2 separate regions of the Homo sapiens genome follow, and region 1 is linked to region 2. The links are chromatin loops, found by intact Hi-C in ENCODE. Cell type or tissue: gastrocnemius medialis. All regions are shown on one strand. Each heading gives the region's core, and the rest is flanking DNA. Links, peaks and the distances in the headings are about the cores only.

Region 1 (15,186 bases), core at 2,477-10,476, 240 kb before region 2:
GGTGCACCGCGCAGGCTCTCTGGACCTAAGTGTCAGCTGCACAGATGTCTCAATTTGAGAAGGTGTGGCTTCATTGATTTGGGGATGAAGTGGGGGGAATTCCAGCGGCTCGGGTTTCAGAGGAAAAGTAGCACCTGTTAAAGCACATAGAATTGCAAAATTGTCCAAATTCCAGCTGCCCTTTGGTCTCTCTCACCTTGGGGGTGTGGCTCATCCCTGCCCCATCCTTAAAGCACCCAAGTGCCCACTCCAGGGTCACTCTCAGTCCTTAGAGTCTCTGGAGGCCAGGAGGGAAGAAGATTGGTATAATGATCATGACTTAAATGGCCAGACACCTTTGCTCCCCCAAAGTGCCTCCCTTACCTGCGGTTCTGGTACCAGGTCTTGACTTGGGTGTCAGTGAGGTTGAGCGCTGCAGCCAGGTCCATGCGATCCTGCACGCTCAGGTACTTCTGCCGCTCAAAGCTACGCTCCAGTTGATTGAGCTGGTGGTCGGAAAAAGCTGTCCTTGCTTTTCGAGGCTTCTTGGCTCTCACAGGGGGACTCTCACGGCTACTCGTAATCTCCCGGTCTCCTTCCTCCTTTGTCCCTACCATAGAAACCCAGCCACGGTGGTAAGTTAGCCTGGAATGGGGAAGGACTGAGTGTCCTCCTGGCATACACTTCCACATTCCCAAGCCAACTACTGGCTTCGGGGGACTGCACTCTGCCACCCCTAGAACACACACACACTCACGCCTTAGCCTGAGTGTGGAGGAAGAGGATTGTTTTCAGACTGGAGAGTATGGGACCTTGTTTAGAGTTTCTAAAGGGGGTCTAAAAGGGTGTCTGATCTTCACATGGTTGGAAGTTAAAAAGTAAAAATTTTTTTAAATAAAACTTTTGAAAAGGGTTATTTTGTTATTGTTTCCTTGACTGAGAGAGATGCTGTCCCTTTTCTTTATTGTTTTCAGTATGACTTTGTTTCACTGATGTGGTGATTTTTCAAAGGGTCCCTCTACTCTTTTTTTTTTTTTTTTTTTTTTGAGGAGGCAGCATCTTTTTCATTTTACTTTTTTCTCTTTTCTGAAAGTTATAGGTGTTTGTTTTACTTTTTCAGATGCACTTGGGAAATGTTGGAATCAAGCTTTCTGAAGCCACCTGCATCAGGTCTTTTAAAGCTTCACAAAGAATATGTCACCCAGACACCGAGTTGAGCTCAAAATCACTGAGCCCATCCAGGTGACAGCATGGAGATTTCCGGATTCTATTTGTCAACTTTGGTTTTTTACTGAAATGCTGGGAAATCGATATGTCAATCCCTCCCTGTTTGTACCCGTTTGTGCAGTGCTCCTTGATCTTCCCTGCAGGAAGAACAATAATCTCTCTAATTGACCCACTGGGGAGGTTGGTGCACAAAAAATCGCCAGACCAGACTGTACATCTGTTTTGGACACTATTATGCTAATGCTATAATAGTAAAATGAGGAGCCAACATCCTACCTTCCAGTCAGTACATTTCTTTACCAGAAAAACAAGGATCAATAATAATAAACAATGTGTCTGTAAAGGAAGAAAAAGCTCTCCTGGTATGTTAAAACTTTTGCCATGCAAAGACTACCACATTTACTTATGAAATTGTCTGATGAGAAAATGGAAAAAGGGAGTTGAAGGACAATTTCCATTGTCATCTTATTTTTTTTTTAACAAAAAAGAGATTAATCCAATTTCATAAGATTTTATTTTTATAAATACTACCTCCTAAGTACTTGTAAGGGGCCAAAAATCTTTGTAGGATACAGATACTCAGTTGAGGCCATAGGGTAAGAAGGGTGCTTTTAAGAAACTTATTACAAATTTTTACGGGCTAACCACAATCTAATTTTTTTAAAGTTGCTCTGTTCATGAACTCAGAAATTTTTCCTCCATTAAAACCGATAATTCCTGTGATGATGTTAAGAAAATAAAGTGGGGGGGGGGTGAAATCACTTGTACTAAAGAATAAACACCAGGTTGTGATCACACCCACGCTAGCTAAGTGGTTTCTCTCTCCTACCTCCCCCCATTCCCATTCCCAAAGTCTAGGCTAGAAAAACCCCAAGTCCATCCCTTTTATCAACGAAAAGTATTTCCTGTCGGATGCCCTCCGCCGCCCCTCAACCCCCAGTAGATTAAAATTAAATAAAACAAAGGAAGGAGCTGGATGGCCGTGAAGGTTGTGGGGTAGAACAATAAACAGAACTTCGAGGAGTCCCCACATCGCACGCCCAGGCCTCCCTTCAGCTGCAGTCTTTTGACCGTCGCCCAGTCGCCCGAGAAGCTCCTGGAATCGCTCCCCAGCAGAGATCTGCTGAAGGCTGAAGGGGAGATTGGGAACCAGGAGGACAAGCTAGACGGCCGAGAGCGCCGGGTGGCGGGACTCACCGTGGCATTTGATGTCGCTCTGGGAATCCTCCCGCTTGTCGAGTTTGGTCTTGCTGTCCTCCTGCTCGAGCTTTGGCCTGAAGCTCTCGTGCACTGCGTTGCTCTCCTGCTTCGGGGTGTGGTGGGGAGAGGATACGCTGGTGCTGTAGGGTGCACATGCCGCCAGAGGTTTGCTGTCGCCCAAGATGTCCTTAATTAAAAAAGAAGACGTGGAAGTCCTGGGGGCCGAGGCGGCCGAGCCCAGCTGCTGGGGGGGCGGCGGCGGCGGCTGCTGTGGCGGCAGCGGCTGCTGCTGTTGGGGCAAAGGCTGCAAACTTTGCGTCGGGGCCGCGGCCGGCGGCGGCGGCTGCTGGCTGTGGTGGAGGTGGTGATGATGCTGGGTCGCGTCTGCTACCAGATGCGGCTCCGGGGGCTCCATGGTGACTGAGATAGGAGAAGAAGGCGCCGTCCCTACGGTATCAATCTCCGAACAGGGAGATGGGGTGGCCTGACTCCTAAAATCCGCGGTCCTGGCCTCACCGAGCGGGCGGAAATCTCCATTCATCATGCCTGGGCTGCCTGAACTGGCACTGGACAAAATCGTGTCTATTCCAAAACTCGACCCGCTGGCCCCTTCCATTGTCATTGCTACATGAGGTCCACGCCACTCCGCCGTTCAGCAGCCGCCCCGAACCAGCGAAGAAAGCTATCGATCGTAAAACAAAATAAACACCAAACAATGTTGCCGCCGCTTAAAAAAAAAAAAGTGGGGCGGGGAGAGAAGGAAGGGTAATTGGGAAGTGGCAATCTGTGGATACTTTCGACACAACTTTTTTTCTTTTATGCAAAAAGTAGGGGTGGAAAGAAAAAAGATGCGGGGGGCGGGGGGAGTTAAAAAAATTTCTGAGAAAACTCGGAACTTGCGCTCCAGGAACGACTGCGCACGTGGCGCGGCGGTGGCGGCGCGGAGGACCCAGGCGAAGGCGAAGGCGAAGGCGAAGGCGCAGGCGAAGGCGAAGGCGCAGGCGGCGGGAAGCTACGCCAAAGCCGCCGCCGCCGCCGCTGCCGGGGTCTGCCCACAGCCTGGCACCGGGCGGCAGCGGTGGCGGCGGCGGACGCGGCAGGTGCAGCGACCGCGAAGCCCGGGCGGCCGCGCGCCCTCGGAACTCCCCCGCGGCTCCCGAGGTGGCAGCCGCGCGCCACTCGGCAGCCCCGTAGCCGAGTTTCTGAACTTTCTTGGAAAGTTGCGGGGCAGACACGGCCGCAGCGGTTGCGGCAACCCGAGGAGGAGGAGGAAGAGGAGGACGACGAGAAGGAGCAGGCACAGAAGGAGGAAGCGGCGGAGACGCGATGCCGGGCGACTCCGGCCGCTGCCGGGCGCGTTCGCTTGTAATCCGGCTGCTGGCGGGCGGCGCCGACCCCCTCCCGTGACGTCACGGCCACTACCGCCGCTCCCCGCGCCGCGCCGCGCCGGGCCCGCGCCCCCGCCACCGAGGCCGCGCGTCCGGCCCCGCGCCCCTATTGGCCGCGCCCGCGCGAGCGAGGGACGCCGACGTGCCAGGGAGCCAATAGGCGCAGCGCTCGTGAGCCCGTCAGCGGACTCGGCTCGGACTCCGCTGCTCTTTTGAGAACCCGCACATCCCTGAGCCCGCAGCCCTGAGCCGAACTCCGAGTCCAGTGGTCCCGGTGTCCACAATCACGAGTGCGAGGCAAAGGGAGAGGGAGGAAGAGATCAGAGGGAGACCAGAGAAAGGGAACCAAAGGGGAGAAAGAAAAAAAAAAGTAGCAAGGATTCGCCCGTTTTCTTAAGTCAGAAGAGAGAGAGAAGAGGACGGGAAGGGACTTACCTTTAGGCTCCAGCGCGGCGGCCCTCGCAGCCTCCCCAAACGCGCGCGGGAATAGTCCGAAGACATTAAGAGCGGAGGAAGGAGATCCCTGAAGGAATCCACAGAAAAGTGTGTCACTTCAGGCGCCGGAGCCTTGCATAAGCGGGCGGGTCGGCTCTGGGCTCTGATTTCTCGCCCGACGAACCCAGGCGCTCGGGCTCAGCCCGGCGGGAGGCGGATCCCTGAGAGGGACACAGCCGGGTCCGCGTCCACCAGGCGCTCTCGGGGAGGACGAGGCCTGAGGCTCCAAGCTGGGGAACCAGCCTGGTCTCCAGCTGGAAAAAATGCCTGGCCAGACGCTTTCTCCCGAACGGGGGAGCTAATGCCCGAGGCGTTCTCTGGTGGCGAGGGCAGCCACGGTTCACTGCGGTGTCGGGCGGGCGCGGGGCTCAGGACCCATAGCGGCTGGTCTGCAGCCCGCGCCCCTGCCGCGCCCCGCGGCAGTCCGTCCACCTCTGTCCCCCGGCCCCTTTCGGCGAGCGCTCATTTGGAAAGGAAACAGTCACTGCGGATCCACTTGGGACCCGGAGCATGACTGTAACGCCTCGTTGGAGTGTATCAACTTGCATTATTTTCTCTAGGACGTCTCCAACCTGTCTCATGTTGAATGTCAGAGTAATGGGAAGTGCCAGTGACAAGACGGCGTATTACTCCTGATTAAGTGCCGTGTCAACCTAATTAGCAGAGTAATTATAAGGTGCTAATGAATGATTCAAAGTTCTTTGAGTTACATTTTACTCCAAATTACCATTTTAAGAACCCTATGAATCTGCGAGGCGGGCATCGCTTCCGTGGCTAGGTCTGGAATGATGTTCGAGTGGCCTTTAATGTCTCCAAAGGCTGGGCCGAAATCTGGAGTTTAGTTGCAGTTCTGGAGGTCACTTTCTGGGCCACAGCTTTTATCTGTTGAGGACGAAGGGAGGGGTGTCAGGGAGGCAAATGACCTCCTGGGACAAGCTCTTGCCTTTCGGTCGGAACTGCTTCTGTGTGAGCCCTGGGTCCGGAAGCGGGTAGCTGGGCGACTCATCCTGCCTGCGTTTTCCTAGGGAAATCGGTGTGTTTGACCCAGAAAAAAAAAAAAAAAAAAAAAAAAAAACAGCACTACTTGGAGGGTGGGTTGAGCTGTTTCTCATCGTCTCAGTGGCATTTTTCCTAGGGCTGTTCCGAGAGAACAGCGGGGATTGAAGGGACGGAGGCAAGGAGATGCACAATCCGGGCAGCTCTCGCTCTTCTCGGAAGGCGAAGGGAGTTTGGCGGAGAAGACGGGGTTGGTGAGCCGAGGCGGGGACTCCGGACGTGCTCCATCCCGGCAGGGGCCGACAGTGGCCAGAGGGGTGCGGGGAGGCCCTCGGGAACGGGTGACTGGGCCCCGCCGGGTGGGGTCGGGCCACTGTAGGCTGGAGCGGGGTTGGATCAAATGCCTTTGGCGCGGGAACTGAGTGCTGGCCCGGGAGACCCTCCGGAGAGCTCGCGGGCTCGGCCTCGGCCTCGGCCTCGGCCTTCGGCCGCGGTTACCGAAACACAGACGGTAGACTTGTGGAGGTGGCTTATCCGAGGCCGCAGGGCCCGACGCTGCACAGCTTCGCAGCCTAAATATCCTGCGCCTCTGTCACAGTTGACCGCTGTGGGGAGGACAGGAAGGGCTCTAGGGCTGCCCGAGACTGCAGGCTGACCCTACCTACTCTACCCTCTTCAAATATCGATTAGGGTTCTTCCCATTCCAACATCATCATCCACCAACTTCCCGAATATGGTGCGTTTTCTCCTAGCCCTGGGAGGTTCCAACTCGAACTCCCCTCGCTGCATATTCAGGGTGGGAAGTAGGGAGGGGGAGAAAACAAATTTAAAATCCAGAACTGACGGCACTGCACAAATCAATTATTCTCGACCTTGATAAATAATTCATTTAAGCCTGTTTTTGTTTTGTTCCGACGCCTAAAATGACTCAAGAGCTCAAAAGGCTGATCGCACAGCTTGTGTTGGGCGGTTCGACAGGGTCTTTTTGCTTGGAATAATTCACAGCATTGGCAGGGGAGACGATGGAGATATGACCCTACAAAAAAAATGAAATCTATAAAGAAAAGGAGAGAGAAACGTGGAAGTGTTGGGGGCAGGGGAGAGCGTGTTTTGTGACAACTCTAAAGCAAAGCAAAAGGGAACCCAGTAGGCCCCACTTTGTGAATGTCTCAGATCATATTTTCTTAAGAAAAGGTTAATATCATAGAAGAGTTCTCTGGGTGGGTGTTAGATCAGCTTCCAGGAGCAATAACGGTAAGGGGAAAACACGACCTTGACTTTTATCAAGGCTGCTATGTTAGTAGTGGCCTGAAGATTCACAAAATGGACTTGAAGACCAAATTGCAAACTTAATGAAAAATTTTTTTTCAGAGCTGGAGTTTTGTTTAACTTTTCTCAGTTCTTTTTTCTCCAGACACATTCCTCTCTCGCATTTTTTTTCTGAAAGTATATAATGTATACATCCAAGAAGTCATGCATTTTCTGGCAAACATAATTCACTTTTCATTTTTAAAAATCACAATTCAGAAACACAATAGGGTGCAGATATATCATATTTCTAAACGAAAGAAAATGCTTTAACTGGATTTAATCTTAGATTTTCCCACTGGATTTAAAATACAAATAAATAGAGTCTCTAAACTGACATGAGTTTAAATATTAAACTCATTCACTTTCAGGCCCTCATTTCCTTAGAAGAAGGAGAAGGGGAAGAGAAAAAAAGAAACTTGTGTAATTTTTGGAAGATTTTGGAATTTTGGCCTAGAAAGCAGTTATTGCCAACTGTGGGTAACAGAGAACAAACTTTTCCTTCCCGGCTCTGAAGAACACATCACTGCCGATCAGCATCAAAGATGCTCCTTTCCCATCTCAGAGAATGATTCAAACACTTCAATATTTAACAAATTTTGTTCCTAGATAAACTCTCTACGATCCACTTTCACCATCTAGATTTAGTATTTGAGATTGTGTTTAAACTAGAGCATTCAGTTTTTTAAAAATGAAACTTAACTTTGAAGAAATCCACTCACACATTACGATGAACGTGGAGCTGGTGTTTCTTCCTATCATATTTAATTTTGAACGTTTCTAAGGGTCCACATGATGACAATGCCAAGTAAGGGGAATGAGGTGCAAAGACGCTTCCCTCCACTGGGCGGCGCCAAGAGCTCCGAACGGAGGGAGCTGCTATTGTTTCTTTCTATAAAAGATGCAAGATAAACAAATGAGCTCTCCACCTTCTAAGGCTGGCTCCCTGACGATTGTCTGACCTCTCGCCATTTCAAAGCTACAGAAACGTCGGAAGTTTCCTTTCTTTTTTGTTTTTTCAATTTATCAATATCTTTTCAACTATTTAAGAATTTGATACATATTTGCTTAGAAAAAATAATACATTAAAGAGAAATATCCTGGCAGTTCTGACCAAAAAGAAAACAGAGAGAGAAAGATATGAAAAGAACATAACTGAGTCCCTTAAATAGACTGAAACTGGGAGAGTGGAGTTGGGAGCAGATGGAGAAAGATAAAATGAAAGAAAAAAATAAGGTAACTGAAAAGTATGTTAACAGGAAGAAGTTAAAATGATAACCTGTGTAATTACTAATTGTTCTAGGGGAATGAAAGTTTTGAGAGATAGTTCTGATATCATAATACAATTTGCAAGAGCTATAAGCTTCACCAAATTTTAAAGATGAGCAGTTTGGAAGGAACCTAGTGAAGTTGACTCTCCTTGGGAGTTAGATGTGTGTTGTACAGAGGCAAACCACAGGAAGGTAAGCAGAAATGTAGAGGACAGAACGCTGGAGAAGAAAGTTTTCATCTCATTTTACCACTTTATGTGTTCGTGGGCAAGGCACTTAACCTTTTAATTACCAAATTCCTCCTCCACTAAAGAGGAGACTAGTTCTTGATTAGAACGGGGTGAGTGTAATGACCAAATAAGACATTCTATGTAAAAGCTCTTTACAAAATGTAAAGCAGCATTTGCTAAATACTATACACAAAAGTGGCAATGATCTCTAGCATAAGCAACACCCAGTAGCTATATTTGTTTTCACTTCTTCCTTCCCTCATTCATTTTGTTCATTCACTCAATCGATAAACATTATTGAATGTTCATTCTATGCCAGGTGCTTGAGACTGGGACACCAACTCACCTCAGGTTTGACAAGAACTTGTGCTGGAAAACTGTCATAAATACAATGATACAAATTAGAACCTGCTACAGTGGGAGTGAGAAAGAGAGTGGGGAGTCTTACACTGGGACAAGTTGGGGGAACAGTAAAGCTTTCTAAAGGAAATGAAGTGTGTTCAGTCATGACTGCATCTCAAGCAGTGGGATGTAGAGGGATTTCTATGGTAGCTGAGGGTAATAATGGTGCAAAAATGTCCATGAATTGTCCAAAATTTTAATCTCCTGACTGTAGGGCTGGGCTGCAATCTGTAGACATATGTTGGCTCTAGGGGGTCTCTTCTGGGTCCAGCCGGAAGAGACAAAATACTCTTTGACACTTTGGAGGGAAAAGGAACTAACTGCACATGTTTACAGGCCTGGGCAGCAGCATATACAGCCGGTTACACAGTCTTAGATTTGATCCCAAGAGGTGATCCAGTCCCCTCAAGGACTGTATCCTCTTTTCCCCACCTGCACTCTTGCTTCCTTTCTTCTTTCTAGATTTTCAAATCATGGACGGCTTGGTGACCTTAGCAGGCCCAGAAAGAGGGCTCCTCCAATTCAGGTGTGGAGATTGGGAAGGTGACAAGGTGAAGGCAATTGAAGGAAGAGCCGAGGGGGACATGGGGAAGGATTTTGTTTCACCCCTCCTAAGTTGAACCATTGTCCTTTGAAGGCCGGCTCCTGGAGAAATTAAAGGGCCCCTGTGTGACACAGCCATGTCATACATAAACAGAACTCTGAAGCCTATCAACTCCTGAGGCTAAGTAAGAGGGAATGTAGGGGCCAAGGCAGAAGAGAAACCAAAACCTCAGAGCGCTGAGCAAAGATGCCAATCAGAGAAAGAGAAATTCATTTGCGATGTTAATTAACAAGCGGCTAATTAAAACGGCACTTTGAGTGCTAATCAATCGCCTTATTAAGTTACAGCCATCACTGGAACAAATTGAAACCTCCCCGCCCCGTTTTCTGCCTTTGGTGCAGGCGGGGCCGCGTTCCCAGATACCGTGAGAGGCCTTGGGGCGCGGAGGTTGGGGGCAGCCTCGGTCAGCTTTCTCAGTCTCTCCCAGGTCTACAGAATACGCCACTGGACAAGTGCCTAAGCAGCGACTTCTGGTCCAGACACACCGCCCGGGGAGTAAGTAGTTGCGTCGAAGAACAACTCATTCAGCAGCAGTTAACACCGACGTTTCCTCCTAGAAAGAGCTCCCGCAAAGCGGGGGGATGTGACCTGTGGGCCCCCAGCAGGGGTAGGAGGCAGTTCAGCCCGAGAGGGGGCGCTCTAGGGCCTGGATCCTGCATCCCTATTTCCTGGAACACACCCAACGCCTCATTCTGAAAACCCTGCTTAGGCCCTGGCCCTGGTGCCGCTCAGCAACCAGGAAAGAGCTGGACCTGCCTTCAGGCAGCAAGAACAGGACTGCCAGCCTCCTGTGGCTCTGTCTCCCGAGGCTCCATGAGAAGGGGATGGGGGTGCAAGAAGGGAAGAGTGAGGTGGTGTGCTGGGCGTCGGGGACGAGGACGCACGCCAGCCAAGACGTGCCTCCCACCCAGCCCACGCGCGCTTCCCCACCCCCCTGGCCCTCCAAAATCGGTAAGAGAATTAAGATTTCGAATCCCTATTTTGAGGAGCCTTCCGCATTTCCTAATTGTTAAATTCCTGCTTTTCACCAAATTCCCGGGGGAGAAACATTTGGCAATAAGAAGGGACTGTGAATTTAAATGCTAATTGAGTGGGTCCTTTTTCCGCAGCTCCACCTGCCTGGCAGCCTCTGTTGAAACCAAACACACTCGGAGCGCCCAGTGCAACATTCTTGGGGTGCCGAGTAGAAGCGCAGTAAAGAGAGACCCTAGCGGACTCCTGTCTGGTTTGCTTTTTACCGACTCTTACAGAAAAAAAGAGAATGCCATTGGAAGAAGCTCTTTTGCGTGGTGGGCGATGTGTGGGTGGGGGACTTGTGGCATGGCCCACGGTGTTGTTTCTGTGCCTGCGATGACACACGTATGTCTTGAGCTGTGGGCTCGCCTTCCTGGAGGTGCGCCCGACCGCATCTGCTGGTGGGTCTGAGCGTGCTTGGGGTGTCCCAGGAGAACTGAGAGAACGGCTCCCACGTGCAAAGTTCCAAAGCATTAATATTTTCATCATATTATCATTATTCAATATAATAATATTTGTTCGGTTAGCGGCACTAATTAGGCCACATTAAAACCGTAGTGTGTCCCTAATGGTGCGTAATGTGCTCACACTCACATTTTTCTCTCTGAGGATGGGCGGCTGCAGGCTGGTAGGGGAGGAGAGACAGGCAAGCGGCGGGCTGGATTAGGGCGTGACGCCCCCCACCACGCACACAAACATACACAGCCCACTGGATGTCTGCCGGGTGGGAGCCGCAATCTCCGCGCGGTCGATGGGGCCCTCCGCTGCGCACTCGGCCCTGCGCCGAGCACCCTGCAGCCTCCTCCCGCGACACGGCGCTTTGAACTCGGCGGATTGATTTTGCTTCCCTTCCCCCTTTTGTGTGTGTTTGCGTTCAATTGGTTAGGTTTTTAAGATTTGGGAGGGCTGGTGTGAAAGAATTAAAATACTCTTAACTGGAGCCCCTCCGCCGAGAACTGGAGGTCCCGCCTCCTAGTTCGGCGCTTTCAGGACCCTCTTCCCAGAGGGAATTTCTTTCAGAAATTCCAGGGTGGGCTTGTAAAAGACGCTTCCGCAGAGCAGGTCCCGTCAGGGTCTTTTTCCTGTTCCTGGTGCCAGCGGTCGGCCCGGGCGCCCCGCAGACCTCGGCGAGGTAGATGTTAAGCTCGGAGAGTGCCCCTCCCGCAGGCGCCGTGGCGAGATCACTCTGAATATGTAACATATTTGTAACGTGCGCCGAGGTGTGATGTGTGTGCTGAAATAGGGGGATGGGGGAATTCGAAGCCGGATTGGGAAGGCGGGGGGGAGGCGCACAGAACTCACAATGTACTTCGCAATCTAACAATCTGAACATTCATTTATTAAAAGCTGCTGCGTGACATTTACACTGAGCCACCAGTCTCTGCCTCTAATCCGGGCGAAAACGATTGTACTGCCGAGTTATGGCTGCAGCGTATGGGGACGCTGCTGTCCGCGGCCGGACAGAGCCCATCAGCTACAACGCGGAAGGCCTCTGCACCCCCTTGGGGGCGGGAGGAAAGTACTGCCAGTCCTGCCTGGGGGCCGAGGGTAACAAGCACCGAGCCTCTCGCTCCACGCAGGGCCAGCTGCCCAGCTCAGCGAAGCTCTTGTGATCTGGTGCGTGTCTCTCGCTCTTCCCTCCCCATCAAAGAAGTAAACTTTCTACCTACTCCCCCTAATCCGATCGTTTAGAGCTGCTGTTTTCCTTTTGTCAGATTCCTCCTCCCCGATCAGTCTGAGTACACGATCAGAACTGCTCAGAGAGCAGGAAGCACATTGATTTCAGCTTGTTCTGTCCACAGACAGGCCCTGACAAGGTTGTTAGAACAGCCGGAGAGGTCTATACAATCACTTAATTACCAAAACTGTCAGTCAGGCGGGACGCGGATCCGCGTCCCGGGCTGCGCTAGGCATTCCAGCACTGGGCCGCGCGCGTGATTGATCGGTGCTGATAGCACCGCAAAATAATTACGGCGAATTTTCTGATGTGTGATTTTATCCCAAGTTCATGCTTCAGAGAGGTAATCGGAGAATGAGAAGGGTCAGTGCCATTTCGGATTACCTGGAATCTGCGAGAAAGGGTAAAATGGGGGAAGGAGCTCCGAGGAAAACGGGAGAGATGGGGGTGCAGAGAGAGAGGGAAGAAGAAAGCGAGTTATGGATTGCTGGAGGGACTGCAAGCAATTCGTCAAACTGTGCAAGTGATTTCCTTCAGAGCCAGCATATGGCAGATTGATTTTGTCCAACGTCGGTTTTAGCCACATTTAAAATGATCCAGCGGTTATTACTGCGATTGGCTTAGGAACTGACAGGCAGTTTTAGGCGCAAGGAGTATAGATCCTGTTTACCGGAGATGTGTTCGTAACTGCTGTCAAATACAGTTAAGTAAATATCATTAGCGAAGAGCTCTGTTAAGAGAAATGCCAATCCAATAAATATGCTTTTCCTCCCCGCCCTCCGCATGGCTGCCTGCGCTTCCTCCAGAGGTTCTCCTTCCTGCTCCTTTGCTGCTTGGGTCAGACGTCCCAGGCATGGTGCTGACTCCCGCCACCTTGGAGCCCCGAGCTGAGCCTCGGGCAGAAGATGACAGGCCAGCCGTGGGGCAAGGAGGCCGCGGAAACGCGGAACGGCTTCGGGGAGACGGAAGCGCCCAATGAGATTCACCCTGCAGCCCGGGTCCAGCCCACCTTCCTCGGAGATTGCCGCGGCCCTCGAACCCGGGCCTAGGTCTTCATGTCCCGGCGGCCAGAGGACGTTGCGGGGACCACTGGGGAGCTGCCCTCAGTCAGCTCTCTGCCCCACGCCGGAGGTCCTGGCGCGGCTTCTTTCCCGAACTAGACTGGCGACTCTGGGCCAGGCCCCAAGGACCGCCCCGGCCTCTCCGGCTTTGCGGGGAGAATCTGAGGAACCGAGTCCAAGATAGCCGACCTAGGCTGTTTTCACCCAGACCCTGCGTCCCCGACCCGCTGGAGTGAATCTGACACTGCCAGGTTCTCTCTCATGGCATGGAGTGAATGAAGAGGGCCATAGATCCCCTTACCCAGCACAGTCCCTCGGCAGGCCCTGGAAATCCACAGGGAGCAGAAGCACAGTATTTTCTGAACCGCTCCCTCTCCCTGGGCCTGTGGCCATTTGAAGGCAGAGCTCTGTGCCTCCAAGACAGTAGGTTTTCGGTCAAGTTTGGAGCCTGGGGCCCCAACACATTTACACAGGGTTGGCATCACCGTTTCCTTGGACTAAAGGCAGGCTCCTATATCCTTTTTAAAGGAACAGAAGGAAGGAAAAGGAAACCAACACGGGTTATGTTCAGATAGTAGGCCTATGGCAATTCTTCACAGCCATAGAGTCCTAATCCGAGTATCTTCCCAGAGAGGAAAAACCCAAAAAACTTTTAAAAGGGGGAAAGCTGGGTAGATCATAGCACCCATTCTTCATGCCTAGGCAGAAAAACTAACCCAGAGGGAGCAAAGGGGTAAGAAATATGAAGAGATCCCCTCTGGGAGCTGAGGAGCACCCTAGTTTATAATTTGGTCAAAGGAGAAAGTCACTGGCCTCCTCCTTTGATAGAGGCGTGTCATCTATCTTCCCAGGGAACATGATGGTTCACAAATGAAGAGGCTAGCCCTCCTGCAGCTTTTTTCTACAGAGTGTAAAACACACACCGCCTTCATCAGTGTTTGGGATGTAAAGAACCCTGTCTATTTAAAAGAGATACTGCATTTTTAAAGTCAAACAGTACCAATGTATGTGGCGAATCAAGTAGGTAAACAACTTACATATGGTTGCTGCACTTGAAGGAACCATCCATTCTCATGCACAGCAAATTGAAGAAACAATGGCACTAATGAGCCTTGCAAAATGCAACTGTGAATAATGAAAGACAACACTGCATTTTGCAACAGAAAGAATAAAGGTGAAATAATCAGCTAGCAAAGAGGAAAAGAAAGCGAGCAATGATTAAATGATCAAAAGCTGGCAGAGTGAATTCAATGTCACTGCCAGACGCAGCCATCTACCCACAAGTGAAAGTTAGGTTTCAAGCACAGTGTAATTATAGCTGGGGTTGTCAGTTTGACATTAATGCAGCCAGCAGAAATTTCCTAATTGGCCTCAGAGGAGAAAGTGAACCAGAAAATATATTAACATTTTAAAAAAGCATATTTTGCCTAATCCTTTCACTTTCGAACAATATTTGAAGACCAAAATGCCCCAGGCATAAGAATTTAAATGAGCAATTTTGTTTTTGAAGGAAACGGCCAATGAGACAGAAAATAGACTAAAGGGAAATCATTAGTGGATGAGAGATACTGACAGGCTTGCCTTGCTGACTGGCTGGCCTGTCACTTGCAGTCTGTGTTCTTTAGTTCCACGCTATGAGCTAAGTTGATAACATGAAAAGACCCATAAACGTGCAGCCAGAAGTCACAGCCTATTATCTGGAAATTCAAATGCAAGGGGAGGGGGTGGCAGAGAAGGCATCGGCGAGGTTGGGAGGGAGAGGTGTGCATCGAGGGAGGAGGAGGAGGAGGAAGGGGAGGAGGGAAAGGAGGAGGAGGAGGAGAAAAGAAGCCCTCATTCTTTGGCATAAAATCGGCCATATCAGAGAACAATAATAAGCTATTATCTGTCATAAATGTGCTATGGACTGCCAAAAAATGTAGTCCCGAATCGACAACATTGTTCGAACTGAAGATAGCAACAAAATGCTTAAAGTTGCGGATGTAATTTCACATGCGTCCGGGTTGATGTGATATGACCGTATCAGGGAAACAAAGCTAAGTGCAGTCAGGATCTGTTAGTACAGTGGCTTTTGATGGAACAGCTGAGGCACACATCGCCCGTGGCATGGACTCCGGGGCCGAACGCTCACGACCAAGACTTTTGCCCTTTTGAAATGAAATAGAAATAGGGGAGCTGCAGGAAAACCGAATCGCGCTTAGGGTCAGGAGCAAGACAGGAGCTTTCAGCGAAGATCTGAACATTCAGAACTGGAACGGGTAATTAGCAGATAGCCAGGAAAAAATAAATAAATAAATAAAAAAGCCTGGATGGACCTCTGTAAACAATCATTA
Region 2 (15,186 bases), core at 2,378-10,377:
TCTAAAGGCCTTTTTGCAGGATTGTAAAAGCTTATCCTCAAACTCATATGGAACTGAACGAGTCCCTGAACAACAAAAACAGTACCGAGAAAGAAAAAGAAGGAGTACTCACACTCCCTGATTTCAGAACACTGATTACAAAACTATAGTAATCAATGTGGCAGTAGAAGCAGGGTAGACATACAGATCAATGGAATAGATTTAAGAGTCCAGAAATAAGCCCAATCGTCTATGGCCAATTCATTTCCAACAAAGTGCCAAGACCATTCAATGGGGAAAAGAACAGTCTTCTCAACAAATGGTACTGGGACAACTGGATAACCACGTGCAAAAGAATGAAGTTGGAAGCCTGTCTCACACCAGGTACAGAAACTAAATCAAAATGGACCAACAATCTGAATATAAAAGCTAAATTTGTAAAGCTCTCAGAAGGCATGGGTTGGATCCTCATGACTCTTGATTTGGCAATGGATTCTTTGACATCAAAAGCACGAACAGCAAAAAACAAAACAAACAAAAAACAGAAATTGAACTTTATCAAAATAAAAATCCTTTGTTTATCAACAGGTATTATTGAATATATTTGAAATATATTAATATCCAGAACACATAAAAAACTCAACAACAAAAAGACAACCTAATTTTTTAAATGAGCAAAGGACGTGAACAGATATTTCTCAAAAAAAGATATATAAATGACCAAGCCCATAAAAAGACGTTCAACATCGTGGTCATTAAAGAAATGCAAATCAATACTACAATAATACCACTTCATAACCATTAGAATAGCTTTAATAAACAAACGAAAAAACCAAAACTAACAATTACTGACATTGATGTAGAGAAACAGAGACCCTCATACACTGCTGGTGGGATAATAAGTATGGATAATAAGTTTGGCAGTTCCTAAAAGAGTTGAGCTAGATTACCATATGATCCAGCTATTCAATGCCTAGATATACATCCAGGAGAAATGTAAACTCATGTCCACAGAAAAACTTGTACACATATGTTTATAGCACTGTATTCATAAAAGTGAAATAGTAAAAATAACTCAAATATTCATTAAGGAATAATATGTAAATTGCGGTATATCCATACAATAGAATATTATTTAGCCACATAAAGAAATGAAGCACATGCTACAACTTGCCAAGTAAAAGAAGCCAGACACAAAAAGTCACATATTCTATGGTTTCTTTCATATGAAATATCCAGAACAGGCAAATATATAGAGACAGAAAGTAAAGGTTACTTTACCAGGTGATGGAAGGGGGCAAATAGAAAGTGATTACGTAATGAATACGCAGTGTTTTTATGGGGTGATGAAACACTTTAGAAACTAGAGAGCTAGTGGTTGCACAACAGTGTAAATACAGTAGTCCCTCATCTACAGTTTTACTTTTCACAGTTTCAGTTACCTGAAGTCAACCACAGTCCAAAAATATTAAATGGAAAATTCAGAAATAAGCAAGTTACAGGTTTTAAATTGCTATTCTACGGAGCTTGATGACATCTTGCACCATCCCACTCAGAGGGATATAAATAATCCCTTTGTCCAGTGTATATGTTCTCCACCCATTAGTCACTTAGTAATCATCTTGGTTATCAGATTGACTGTCATGATATTGCAGTACTTTTGTTCAAGAACCTTTATTTCACTTAATAATGGTCCCAAAGCACAAAAGTAGTGATACTGGCAATTCAGATATGTCAAAGAGAAGCTGTAAGCCGTTTCCTTTACATAAAAAGGTGAAAGTTCTCAATAAGAAGAGAAAAAAAATGCTAAGGTTGCTAAGATCTACGTAAGAACAAATCTTCTACTCGCTGAATTGGTAAGAAGGAAAAAGAAATTTGTGCAAGTTTTCCTGTTGCACCTCAAGCTGCAAAAGTTATGAACGTGGTGCATTTTAAGAGCTTAGGTAAAACAGAAAAGGCATTAAATGTATGGGTGAAAGACATGAACAGAAACGTGTCTGACTGACAGCAATAAGGTTTGGTACGACCTGCAGTTTCAGACATCCTCTGGCAGTCTTCAAATGTACACTCTATGGATAAAGAGGGACTACTGTTCACTAAATACCAATGAATTGTACACTAAAAATGGTTAATCGTATGTAATGTGAATTTTACCTCTGTTTAAAGAAAGCCAATCATAAAATGTCCCATGTCCTGACGACACCCAATCTAGGACACATTTCCACTTCCTTAGACCCTCTCCAAACTACTCAACCAAAGCCCAAATCCTGTAATAGGTTCCTTCTAATATCCTCTTAGTAAGACACCCTAAAGCTCCCTTTAGTGTGTGATCTCCCTCATTGCAACAAGTAAAAAATGTGCTCAACTACAGGTGTTCTTGCTAGTCTTTTTGGATGGAGGACATTGACAAGACTAACAATTTCTCAACAGAAACAGAAGGCAGAGAAAACAAAGGAGTAACATCCTCATTAAAAGAAAATAACTGCCAACTCAGAATCCTAAACAAGAATCATCCAAAAGTGAGGGTGAAATACAGAACATGACCAGACAACAAAAATGAAGAGAATTTCTCACTACAGACCTACACTAAAGGGTACAATAGAAAGTGTTCTTCAAAAACAGAAAATGGTCACAGATGAAGAAATGAAGATGGAGGAAAGAATAAAAAGCGATACAAGTGGTAAATATGTAGGTAAATCTATATAGCAAAACGATGATGACGTTTCATGGTGGCTAAAATATATATGGAATTTAAAAACACAAGAGTATAGTGGCAAATAAGTTGAGTAAGGGGTACAGTATGGAAGGAAATGAATAGGATTAAAGTGTCTTAGGTTTCTTGCACTGTCTGCAAAAACAAAACAATTAAATTAACAAATTATCAATCTAATCTAATTTACTTAATTTATTAACAGTTTGATTAAATTAGGTCAAGGGTGCATGCTGTGATCTCTAGGACATGAGGTCTGAAAAGTGTGAGTTGTGGGGCCCAGGGGGCATCCCTAAGACCTTATTAGAGGATCTTCAATAAACAAAACTATTTTCATAATAATACTAACACCTTATTTGCCTTTTCACTGCCATTCTCTCACAAGTGTACAATGGAGTTTTCCAGAGGCTATATAAAGTATGATATCTGAACTGAAGCAAGTATAAGAATCCAACTGTCTTCTATTAAGTGAGACATTAAAGAGATTTTTAAAACATGTAAAACAATGGTACTCTTCTCACTAAATTTTGTTCTGGAATGTATATTTTTCTCAAAATGCTGTTATTTATGTTAACATGTAATGGAATATTATTATATTAAAATAAACTTATAAACATTTAAAATTTGTTTAATTTCAAAAGCAGTAAATATTGTTCTCAACTGGAATCAATACACTTGGAAATGTCTAGAGACATTTTGGCTGTCACACTGGGTAAGTACTACTGGCATCTAGTGAATAGAGGCTAGGTAAAAACTTATGATGCACAGATAGTCTCCATCCAGATAGTCCACTGAACAGAAAATTATCTGGCCCAAAATGTCAATTGTGCCAAGGCTGAGAAACAATCTTGATAAAAGCAACAAATAACCTGACATAATCATATAAATAAAAGTTATTTTAAAAAGTTCAAAGGGATCCTGAGAAGAAAGAATTTCAGTCTGAGTGAGCTAAATAAATGGATAATTTGCCACTCATGAACTATAAGACCTAATATCATAAAGATGTTAACTGTATCTCAATGAATAGATTCAATTTTATATAACTGATATGAATAAAAATTTATGGAAAGCAATGAAACAAGAACAAGGTAGGCCTTAGTGGATATAAAGACATTATTATTATTATTATTATGCCATGTAATTAAAACACCATAGTGTTGGTGCTTTAGATAGACAAAAGTAGACCAATGGGGGAAAAAAACAGAGTCCATAAACAGACCCATATGTATATGGTCACTTTATTTATGCCAAAGCTGATACCACAGAGCAGTAGGGAAGTGATCTTTTTAATAAATGATGTCATATAAAACATACATTCACATGTAAGAAAAGGTGATTCTATGCCTCACACATTATACAAAAATCAGTTCTAGATAGAAGGTAGATCTAAATACATAATAAACAATATACAAAATAATAATAGTAAGTTCTAGGTAGATGGTAGAAAGCAAAATAATAAAGATCCTAGGATAATGTTTCTTAACCTCACCCACTAGTGACACCCTGGCTAGATGTTTGTTTTGTGCATTGTAGGATGCTTAGCATTCTGTACATTGTAGGATATTTAGCAGCACCACTAGCCCAACTCACTAGATGACCAGAGTACTCCACTCACTCAGTTATAAAAACTAAACATGTATTCACACTGCCAAATGTCCCACCCAGATGGTGGGAGATGTGTGGTTAGAGAGGAGGGAACTGCCTCTAGTAGAGAAGCATAGTTTCTGAGCCTAAGAGAATATCTTCATGTCCTTGGAGCAAGGAAAGACTTCTTAAATGGGACACAAGCAGCATTAACAATAAGAGCAAACAATGATAAAATGAACTATACTAAAATTAAGACCTTCCTTTCATTAACAGATAATATTAAGAAGGTGAAAGTCAAGCCAAAGTGGAATGTATATATTTTTTAAATGTAACTAACAAAGAGTCTGTATTTAGAGCATATAAAAACTCCTAAAAACAAAAGGAAAAGTACAGAAACTCCAATAGGAAAAATAGGGCTGTATGTATAAACCATATAGTTCCTATAAACCAGTAAGTTAGAAAGCTCAATAGTAATTTTGTTAAGGTGGTGAGGATAGGAGAAGAGACGTTGCAAAAATGGATACCCAAACAACCAGTACATTTATGAAAGGGTATTCAATTCCATTTGGATCAGGGAAATGCATCTTTCAGAAGACTAAAATTAAAGGGGATATTAATACCGAGTGTTAGTGAGGATACAGAGCAACAGGAATCCTCATATACTTGATGTGATTGATACAACCATTTTGAAAACAATTCATGTGTCATCTTCTAAATTTGAACATACATACACTGGTCAAACCAATGACCCAGATTCTAGTCTTGGTATACACCTAGTATAAATGTTGCACATATGCACCAAGAAACATGTACAAGAATGTTCACAGCAGCATTATTCAGCCCAAACCTCCTACAGTAACATGACAAATTGTGATAAAATTATACAAGTGAACCATAGCGACATCTGACAAAATTTCTAACTCTCAAACATAATGTTGAACAAAATAAGCTAGACAAAATAATACTTCTGTATATTTCTGAAAAATTTCAGAAACAAGTAAAAAAAAGTTATTTTCTTTTAAGTCAGGCAAGTGGTTAACCTGGGAAAGAAAAAACAGGGATAGTGACTGAGAAAAGAGACATAGGGGGTTTCTGGGTTGCTGGCAGTATTCTATTTCTCGATCTGTGGTGGTCATGGAGTGTTTACTTTGTGGTGATTCACTGAGCTGTACCCTACACTTCATGCATTTTCCTGTAAGTATTGTATTTAAATTTTTAAAAAGACACAGAGCACCATCTTTTATAGCTATATATGTGACCCTAGAAAACAATACATTACACAAATACCTTAACAATTATGGTATTAGATGTCAAGTGCTAGGCAGCAAAAATTATGTCTGGAACAAAATAACTTTCTTGTTATACTTCAAGATCCTTTATCTAATTAAATGAAACAAATACAGTATCTTTAAAAGGGCTGCTTGATTTTTCAATATGCTGCAGGAAGACATCATTCAATATATTTAATTTTTCTGTTTTCCTTTAAGTTTTACATATTTTAATCATTTGAAAAAATTTCAATTTCTTAAGTTTATATAAGAGAAAATAAAATACATATCTTGGAAAACATTAATTACTATTAAAGTTGAAGATGTTTGTTTCTAATATTAAAAATCTATTTTCTCACATTTAGACAAAGAAGGGGATTAAGACAGAATGATAAATGACACCTGACCTAAAGGAGGTTTCTATCAAAAATGTATATACTTCCCTACCCAACAAACTAAGCCTTGGTTTATATTTTTATATTCCATGACATTTTAATAAAACTCTACAATACCAATTAATATTTTATTTACAGAAGAATCAAACATTTACTATATTAAGTTGCTCAGTATCAGTTTCCCTCTGAATTTAATCATTTACCTAGAACAGTATAGTTAATTGCATACAATGTGATTCATTTTTAAGCCACATAGTGCCACCAAGTGGTAACAAATTCTTTTTCCAAAATACCACACTGAAGCAACAGAAAAAGCTATACTGGAATATTATACTGGAATGGAAAAATCAATCTTTTGACAAATTTAAATAAGACTGTGAAGTATATTAGTATGAAACTTTAAAAATAGAAGAGGTCTTTTTTTTTGGAAAAGAGTTGTGCATATTATCTTGTGATAGTATTTAGTTTTAGAGTTAAAAATTTTCTTGGAAGGCAAGGAACTATTATATAATGCTGTAGCATTTACTTTTTGTTGCTTGTTGTTTTTAAATTCCCCACATTTCCTTAGAAGACATAAGTTGCTTTACAAATTAATGAAACACACACACATACACACAAACACAATAAAAGACCTGGAACGTTTCATAACAATCTGTTACCCTTGTTAAGTATGGGGAAGGAGTGAGGAGAGTAAGTTTTACTTTTTAGTTAATAACTGTATTAATTTGCTAGGATAACAGAAAAAGCTATACTGGATCTGTATAGCTAGAACTGCCTTTTAACAAAGTCCTGCAAGTGGTGGCTTAAATAACAAAAATTTATTGGCTGAAATATCTGGGAACTGGAAGTCCAAGACAAAAGTACAGTAGGGCTGCTTCCTTCTGACTGCTGTGAGGAAAGATCTGTTTCAGATTTCTTCTTGGCCTGTAGAGAGCCATCTTTTTCCTAGGTCTCTTCACATCGTCTTCCTTCTATTAGTGTCTCGGTATCCAAATTTCTCCTTTTTATAAGCACATCAGTGATAACTGGACAAGCCCACCCTAATGACCTCATTCAACTTGATTACCTCTATAAAGACCCTATATTTCCAAGTGAGGTTATAGTCTGAAGTAGAGGCGGACAGGATTTCAACATAAGAATTTGGAGGAGGATATAATTCAACCCTTAACACTACTCTTCTTTTCTGAAATTTTTGTATATTTTTCTTATTTAAAAGGAGGACAAAAAATAGTTCCTAAAAGTTGTAAAATAACAGAATACTATTTTAATTACATAAAATGTTATCAGCAAAAAAGGACTGAATTTTGATATAAGTAATGAGTCATATAGTTCATATCCAATGCACTTTGTCCTAGACCCCATCTCCCACTAACTCTCTCTTTTTTTTGAGATGGAGTTTCGCTCTTGTTGCCCAGGCTGGAACGCAGTGGCATGATCTCGGCTCACTGATACCTTCACCTCCTGGGTTCAAGCGATTCTCCTGCTTCAACCTCCCAAGTATCTGGGATTACAGGCGCCAGCCACCACACCCAGCTAATTTTTTGTATTTTTAGTAGAGACGGGGTTTCATCATGTTGGCCAGGCTGGTCTCTAACTCCTGACCTCAGGTGATCCACCCACCTCGGCCTCCCAAAGTGCCTGGCTTATAGGCATGAGCCACCGCGCCTGGCCCCAACTCTCTTTCTCAATGTACTCATATTGGCCTTACTATTTCTCGACTATGCTCTGGTTATTTTGCACTTAATATTCTCTGCCTGAAGCTCTTCCTCCAAATATACTTACGGATCATTTCTTTCACATTTGTGTCCATCTCCTTCTTAGTTCTTCGTAGACCATCCAAAATAAAGTTACTAGAAGAGCACTCTTAGTAACTCTCTATGCCCCTCTCTGCTGATATTTTTCTTTATAGTACTAACACCTGATACATTATTATTTGATCATTTGTTTTTTTCTCCCCACTACAAAGTAAGCTTCTTGAGAAAAGAGACACATTTTGCTCACTGATGTACCCTTGACATCCAAAATAGTGCCTAGAGTGTTCCATTTTGAGCCATAGGTTAAGGTCTAAATTAAATCTGGGGAACAGGGGCCAGGTGCGGGTGGCTCATGCCTGTAATCCCAGCACTTTGGGAGGCTAAGGCAGGCAGATCACCTGATGTCAGGAGTTCGAGACCAGCCTGGGCAACATAGTGAAACCCTGTCTCTATTAAAAATATAAAAATTAGCCAGGTGTGGTGGCGTACACCTGTAGTTCCAGCTACTTGGGAGGCTGAGGCAGGAGAATCGCTTGAACCCAGGAGGTGGAGGTTGTGGTGAACCAAGATTGTACCACTGCACTCCAGTATGGGTGACAGTGAGACTCAGTCTCAAAAAAAAAAAAAAAAAAAAAAATCTGGGTAACGGGCCAACTTCATGGACTAGTAGGCATTTTGGGAGATGGTCTTAAGGTAGCAGTAAGTAAGAGCTGAGCAGCTCACGTGATAGGAGCACTTTGGGAGGCTGAGGTGGGGAATTTGTGACTACTTTTTTGTTCATTATCATAAGCAGAAAGAGTTTCTTAAAGTTAATGCATGTCTGACTTCTAAGTAGAATCTACTGTTCCCCTTTCTAATCATTTTCTGCACCACAGGCAGAGTCATCTTTCCACTTCTCTGTAAAACACATTTTCCCTTCTCTCAGGATATAATCCCAAATCTTTTATACAGTTGAAATGGCTTTGCTGGGCCCTGCCTATCTCTCCACTGTAGTCTCAGATTCTACTCCCATCAGTTCTCAGTGATCCAAAGTACTGTCCTCCTCTCAAATTCCCCAACATGTTCCTCTTCACCATAGGGCCTCTGTACATGTAGTTCCCTTGGTCTGGAATCCTCAGCCCTCCATCGCACAAATCTAGTTAACCTTAACTCATAATCTCATCAGATCACAGCTCTTAAAGTCACTTACTCTGTGAAGCTCTCCTCAACCCACTCTGTGTCAAGTTCCTTTGACAAATGCTCTTACAGAACGGTTCCTTTCAGAACTCTTTCAAATATTTAGCTGATGATTATTGATTTCTCTCTCCTAATGGTCCTAAGTTCCAAAACATAAAACATAAAAACCTTCCCTGTGATTCCAAGAGAATGGGAACCATGTCTTCTATTGCATATGCTGTGTTGAACAACTAATGCTGTTTTGAACAACTAAAAGGTAGTAGTCAACCTAATGAAGGAACACAGACAACACAGGCTGACTATAAATGAATAAAGCCCTGATATCAGTCAATTATAGGAATTAAACACAACAAATTTTCCTTTTATTAACTTCAACTGGTTTCATCAGACACATTGCATATTTCTGGGTAGCCTGCCCCTAGCCACCAGTGAGTGCACAAAAAGATCCAAGCTTATGGCCAGGCACGGTGGCTCACGCCTGTAATCCCAGCACTTTGGGAGGTAGAGGTGGGTGGATCACAAGGTCAGGAGTTCGAGACCAGCCTCACCAATATGGTGAAACCCCGTCTCTACTAAAAAAAATACAAAAAAAAAAAAAAAAATTAGCCAGGAGTGGTGGCAGGCACCTGTAATCCCTGCTACTCGGGAGGCTGAGGCAGGAGAATTGCTTGAATCTGGGAGGCGGAGGTTGCAGTGTGCCAAGATTGCACCACTGCATTCCAGCCTGGGTGACAGAGTGAGACTCCGTCTCAAAAAAAAAAAAAAAAAAAAAAATCCAAGCTTATTTTAATATTCAATCATGCAATCAATTTAAAAGTGCATGAAAGGTAATAGAAATTGTCATTATACACCTTATCTCAATTAGTGATATACCTAATTCACATGCCTCATGATCAGTTATTTTGTAGGAATTTGCAGGAAAATTTTTAAAATTTCCTAGGTATGTAAATGTACTGATATGCACTGAAAACTTAAAAGGCTGCCTATGAGATATAATTTACAATAGGGTAATGTCAAAATATAGTATTGCATAGGCAACTTTTTGCCCCCAAATTAAAAATTTGTCAACTAGCTAATTTGCTTTTAAACTGTATATAAGCATTCTAATATATTTCGGTTTTGGGGGGGGAGCCTCTCATTTTAATGTGATGTGTGATAAACAGACTTTTTACAATGGTTCTAATATCACTACTATTTCTCTGAATTGAGAAAATAAGGAAAATTTAAATCTCTGTCACATTTATTGTTGTATCATTAGCCTTCTGGTACCTAAACAATGACTATCTCCAGATTAAACTGTGTAATTTTAACAGACAGTACAAATTTTTACTGTTTCCTTAAATATCACAGTAATATTTAAAGTGGGTTGAATAAATTTTTTAAATAACTTTGTATAATAGATGACATGAAGGTATACTGTAACTCCCTTTCAGATTTATGATTCTTTTCCTGAATACTTTAAGGATACCTTTCAATATATACAGATAAATAGATATATTGATAAATAGATACATTTATCAGTATACCTTGAATGCATATATGCACATCTAGATGCATTTATCCTATTTACTTGCCACAGCAAACCAAAAGTCACACATCTGACTCAATGCACCACATCTTGTTATTACATTCTAAAAGTATGGTTAAATATTCATTACAAAAATCAAAGTCATCATTTTTGGCAAATTTTCTTCAGTAAGCAGCATCTGATAATTCCAAATAATTTAACTCCACTCATTAATTCATTCACTATAAAGAACAACACTTTAAATGCAATGTTACAGATTGAATTGTGTTCCCCCCAAAATTCATATGTTGAAGCCCTAGTACAAAGTTAAAATGAAGCCATTAGGGTAGGCCCTAATCCAGTCTAACTGGTGTCCTTATAAGAAGATTAGGACATACAGAGAGACACCAAGGATGGGCATGCACTGAGAAAGGGCCATGTAAGGACACACGGAGAAGACAGCCATCTGCAAGCCAAGGAGAGAGGCCTCAGGAGAAGCCAAGCCTGCAAACATCTTGATCCTGGACTTCTAGCCTCCAGAAATGTGAGAAAATAAATTTCTATTGTTTAGGCTACCCAGTCTGTGGTACAATAGTCACCCCTCATCTGCAGTTTCGCTTTCTGAGGTTTCAATTACCTAGTCAACTATGGTCTGAAAATATTAAATCGAAAATTCCAAAAATAAACAATTCAAACCTTTTAAATTGCACACAGTTCTGTGTAGTGTGATGTAATCTCACACTGTCCTGCTCCATCCTACCCAGGTTATGTATAAACCATCCCTTTGTCCTGTGTATCCATGCTGTAAATGCTCCCTATCTATTAGCCATCTTAGTTATCAAATCAACTGTCTAGGTATCGTAGTGCTTGTGCTAAGTAAACCTTACTTTACTTAATTGTTCTATTATTATTGTTTTAAATCTCTCATTGTGTCTAATTTATAAATTAAACTTTATCACAGATATGTGTATGTAGGAAAAAAACAGCCCATATAGGTTCTGTACTGAGGTTTTCGCATCCACTGGAGGTACTGGAATGTATCCCCCACGGATTAGGTAGGTCTACTGTAGATTCTTATGGCAGCCCTAGCAGACTAATATGCTCAACTTGGCAGAACAAATGAGATGTTTTAAATCACACTGCATTTAAGTTCTACTGTGATATACATGAATATTTCTATCTTCTGAAAACACAAAACTAAGGTCATCTCCAACATGCTTTATGCTAAATGCTGAGATGTGAGCAGAATACCAGTTTAGACATAAGAACAAGTTTGCCTAAGAAAATATTTGGTGGTCCTGCCTATTCATATTATTGCAACCCTATACAGCAATTAGATTAATATCTGGATAAGCACCTATGTCAATTTCCTTAAGTAAACAACTTAGCTCCTGTATAATTGACATTTAAAACATATGGATCTCCTTTCAGCCCATACAATAGAAAACCTGTATTCAGGGCCCTTGCAAATGATCTTAATCAAAATAAATTGCTAACTATCCTTTCTTGTCGCTGAGAAAATTCTAGACCAGTACTAAGAACCTAGCTGTGCTTCAGATAAACTTGGGAAACTTTTAAAAATGACAGATTGTGCAACTCCTCCCCTGGAATTTGATTCCACTTTACCAAGGCCTATAGACTTTTTAAAGCACCCCATACAACTTGTATTTGTAGCCAAAACAATCTAGAGAATTTTTAAATATTGCTGTACTTGAAGACTTTTTTAAAACTACTAATGTTCAGTCCCCTTCTGAAAAATTCCAATCTAAATGACTCTGGCAATGGTGTGTGTGCGAATATCTCCTTTGACATTGTAAAGTGCAGCCATAATTGAAAACAATGGTCTAGAGTTCAGATATCATATGATTATCAAGTGTTGTAATTAGTGTGAAGCATATACAACCAAATACCAGGGTATATAAGTGATTATCTATTAAAAAAATATATGGCTGAGGAGGGCAGATCACAAGGTCAAGAGATAGAGACCATCCTGGCCAACATGGTGAAACCCTGTCTCTACTAAAAATACAAAAATTAGCTGGGCGTGGTGGCACATGCCTGTAGTTCCAGCTACTCAGAAGGCTGAGGCAGGAGAATCACTTGAACCCGGGAGGCGGAGATTACAGTGAGCCGAGATCACACCACTGCACTCCAGCCTAGCAATGGAGCGAGACTCCATTTCAAAAAAAAAAAAAAAAAAAACACTATCACTTACATTCCACTGAACTATAAATATACACTGTAGTATGGCTTTATTATGAAAATTATCTGTATGCCTTCATTTATCCAGGTAGAAAAGAGATTGAGAACCTCAAACAAAATACTAGCAAACAAAATTAAACAGCACATTAAAAGTATTATACACCGTAAGCAAATGAGATTTATTTCTGGAATCCAAGGATAGTTCATCAACATAAAAAAAAAAATCAATGTAACACAGCACATTAACAAAAGAATGGACAAAAACCCATGACCATCACAATTGATGCAAAAAAAAAAAAAGACAAAATTCAATATCCTTTTGTTAATAAACAGATCCAACAAACTAGGAATAGAAGGAAACTACTTCAATGTAATAAAAGCAATATTCAAACATTTCTTTCTTTCTTTTTTTTTGGTGGGGGGACAGAGTCTCACTATGTCACCCAGGCTGAAGTGCAATGGCGTGATCTCGGCTCACTGCAACCTCCACCACAGGGTTCAAGCGATTCTCCTGCCTCAGCCTCCTGAGTAGCTGGGATTACAGGTGCATGTTACCACATCCAGCTAATTTTTGTATTTTTGGTAGAGATGGGATTTCACCATATTGACTAGGCTGGTCTCAAACTCCTGATCTCATGATCCATACACCTCGGATCCCAAAGTGCTGGGATTACAGGTGTGAGCCACCACGCCAGGGCAAGAAAAGCCCACTTCTACGTAACATTGTACTAGAATTCCTAGCCAGAGCACTTAGGGGAGGGGATGAGGAGAAGAGGTGAGAAGGAGAGAGGGAGTCTGACTGCTCTCCCAAGTCTCACCTCCTTTCAATCAGATAGAAACCAGGCCCTTTTTTCATCATTTCTCAGAACACTTCCAAGTATTACTTCTCATTATTCTTATATTCTTATATTATTCCGTTTGCATTTTAAGCATACAGTGTAAAGGCTGGAAAACAATGAAACATGCAAGTAAGCAGCTGTAGTCCCAGCTACTCAGGAGGCTGAGGCATGACAATCACTTGAATCCAGAGGCAGAGGTTGCAGTGAACCAAGTCATTACACCACTGCACTCCAGTGTGGGCGACACAATGAGACTCTGTCTAAACAAACAAACAAACAAAGACTAATTGAACTTTGTGAAAATGTAAAAATTTTTGTGCAACAAAAGATACAGAGTAAAGAAAACCAATGGAATGGGAGAAAATATCTCTGCAAATCATGTTATCTAACAAGGGATTAATATCTAGAACATATACAGAACTACAACTCAACAGAAAAACAACATGATTAAAAAATGGGCAAAAGACTTGAATAGACATTTCTCCAAGGACATTCATATGGCCAATAAGCATATGAAAAGATGCTCAACATCACTAATTATTAGACAAATACAAATCAAAACCATAATGACACATCATAGCCACTATCAAAAAACAAAAAACAAAATGTCAAGTGTTGGCAAGGATGGAGAGAAACAGGAACATTTGTGCACTGTTGGTGGGAATGTCAAATGGTGCAGCCACTACAGAAAACTATGGTGGCTCCTCAAAAAACTAAAAATAGAATTACCATATGATCCAGCAATTCCACTTCTAGGTATATATCCTTGAAAATTGAAAGCAAGGTCTTGAAGAGATATTTGTACACCCATGTTCACTGCAGCATTGTTCACAATAGCTAAATGGTGGAAGCAACACAGGTGTCCACCAATGGACAAATAAACAACATGTGTTACATACATACAATACAGTATTATGCAGACTTAAAATGGGAGGAAATTCTGCAAAATGCTGTAACATGAATGAACCGTGAAAACATCACACTTGTGAAATAAGCCAGTCACAAAAAGACAAACACTATATGATTCTGCTTATGAGACACTTAGTCAAATTCAAAGAGAGAAAAATGGTGATTTCCAGGACCTCAGGAGCAGGAGAAACGGAGGAATTGTTGTTTAATGGGTACAGAGTTTCAGTTTCGCAAGACAAAAAGTTATGAAGATGGATGGTGGTGATGAGTGCACATTATAAATGTATATAGGAACACTCAACTGTACACTTAAAAATGGTTAAAATGGCAAATTTCATGTTACATATAGTTTACCATAATAAAAAAAAAAACTAGAAAAAAATTACCAATGGGGATGAGGTGGAGATCAATAAATAACAAATATGTCTGGGTTTGCTCCAGAATAACCTGAGAGGGAGGAAAAAATGGGTGAGAGTATAATACATAAATGGGTGAGAGTATAATAAAGTAAGAGTATACATGTAATTATGTATTTTCCTGTGTAGTATTTCTTATGTTATTTCACTGAATTATTTTAATATTTACTAAATTATTTTACCACTCTGTTGAGAGCAGTATAACATAAGCCTTTAATAGCAGACTCTCAAGTTAAACTACCCCGTTCAAATCCTAGGTCTTCCATTGTTAAACTCGTATTTTAGTTTTGTTATCTGTAAAATGAGGATTGAGTTAATATTGAAAAAGTACTTATAACAGTGCCTGGCAGATAGTAAGCACTATATAAATGTTAAATAAGTCTGCATTTATCATGGTTTTTATTTTTAATCCATCAGACAAAAAATATCTGTGTTAAGTGTAGA

What was found. A loop is a pair of places that touch in the nucleus more often than their neighbours do. Peaks named below come from ENCODE experiments on the same cell type or tissue, not always from the same donor. Only the 100,000 strongest peaks of a DNase experiment are listed, where the experiment ranks them.
Region 1: a loop joins it to region 2, with 7 times the contacts of the local background. A loop is called at or near these places in 61 of 110 quality-filtered maps.

The regions. Positions count from the first base shown.
Region 1 is chr1:90,714,168-90,729,353 of GRCh38, forward strand. It overlaps BARHL2 (BarH like homeobox 2), which reads right to left and starts at 3,135. Exons shown (of 3, transcript NM_020063.2): 1 at 2,404-3,135; 2 at 364-589. The coding sequence starts at 3,028. RefSeq lists enhancers at 10,647-11,202, 11,203-11,758, 12,315-12,870, 13,544-14,365. In gastrocnemius medialis, for the core only: CTCF peaks have their summits at 7,436 and 9,845; no DNase peak of the experiment used is centred there; H3K4me3 peaks cover 3,205 bases; H3K27me3 peaks cover 7,548 bases.
Region 2 is chr1:90,958,441-90,973,626 of GRCh38, forward strand. The region is part of intron 2 of ZNF644 (zinc finger protein 644); the gene reads right to left. Among named protein-coding and RNA genes, the nearest start is that of ZNF644, 56 kb to the right of the region's middle. In gastrocnemius medialis, for the core only: a CTCF peak has its summit at 6,216 (motif pointing left); no DNase peak of the experiment used is centred there; H3K27ac peaks cover 571 bases.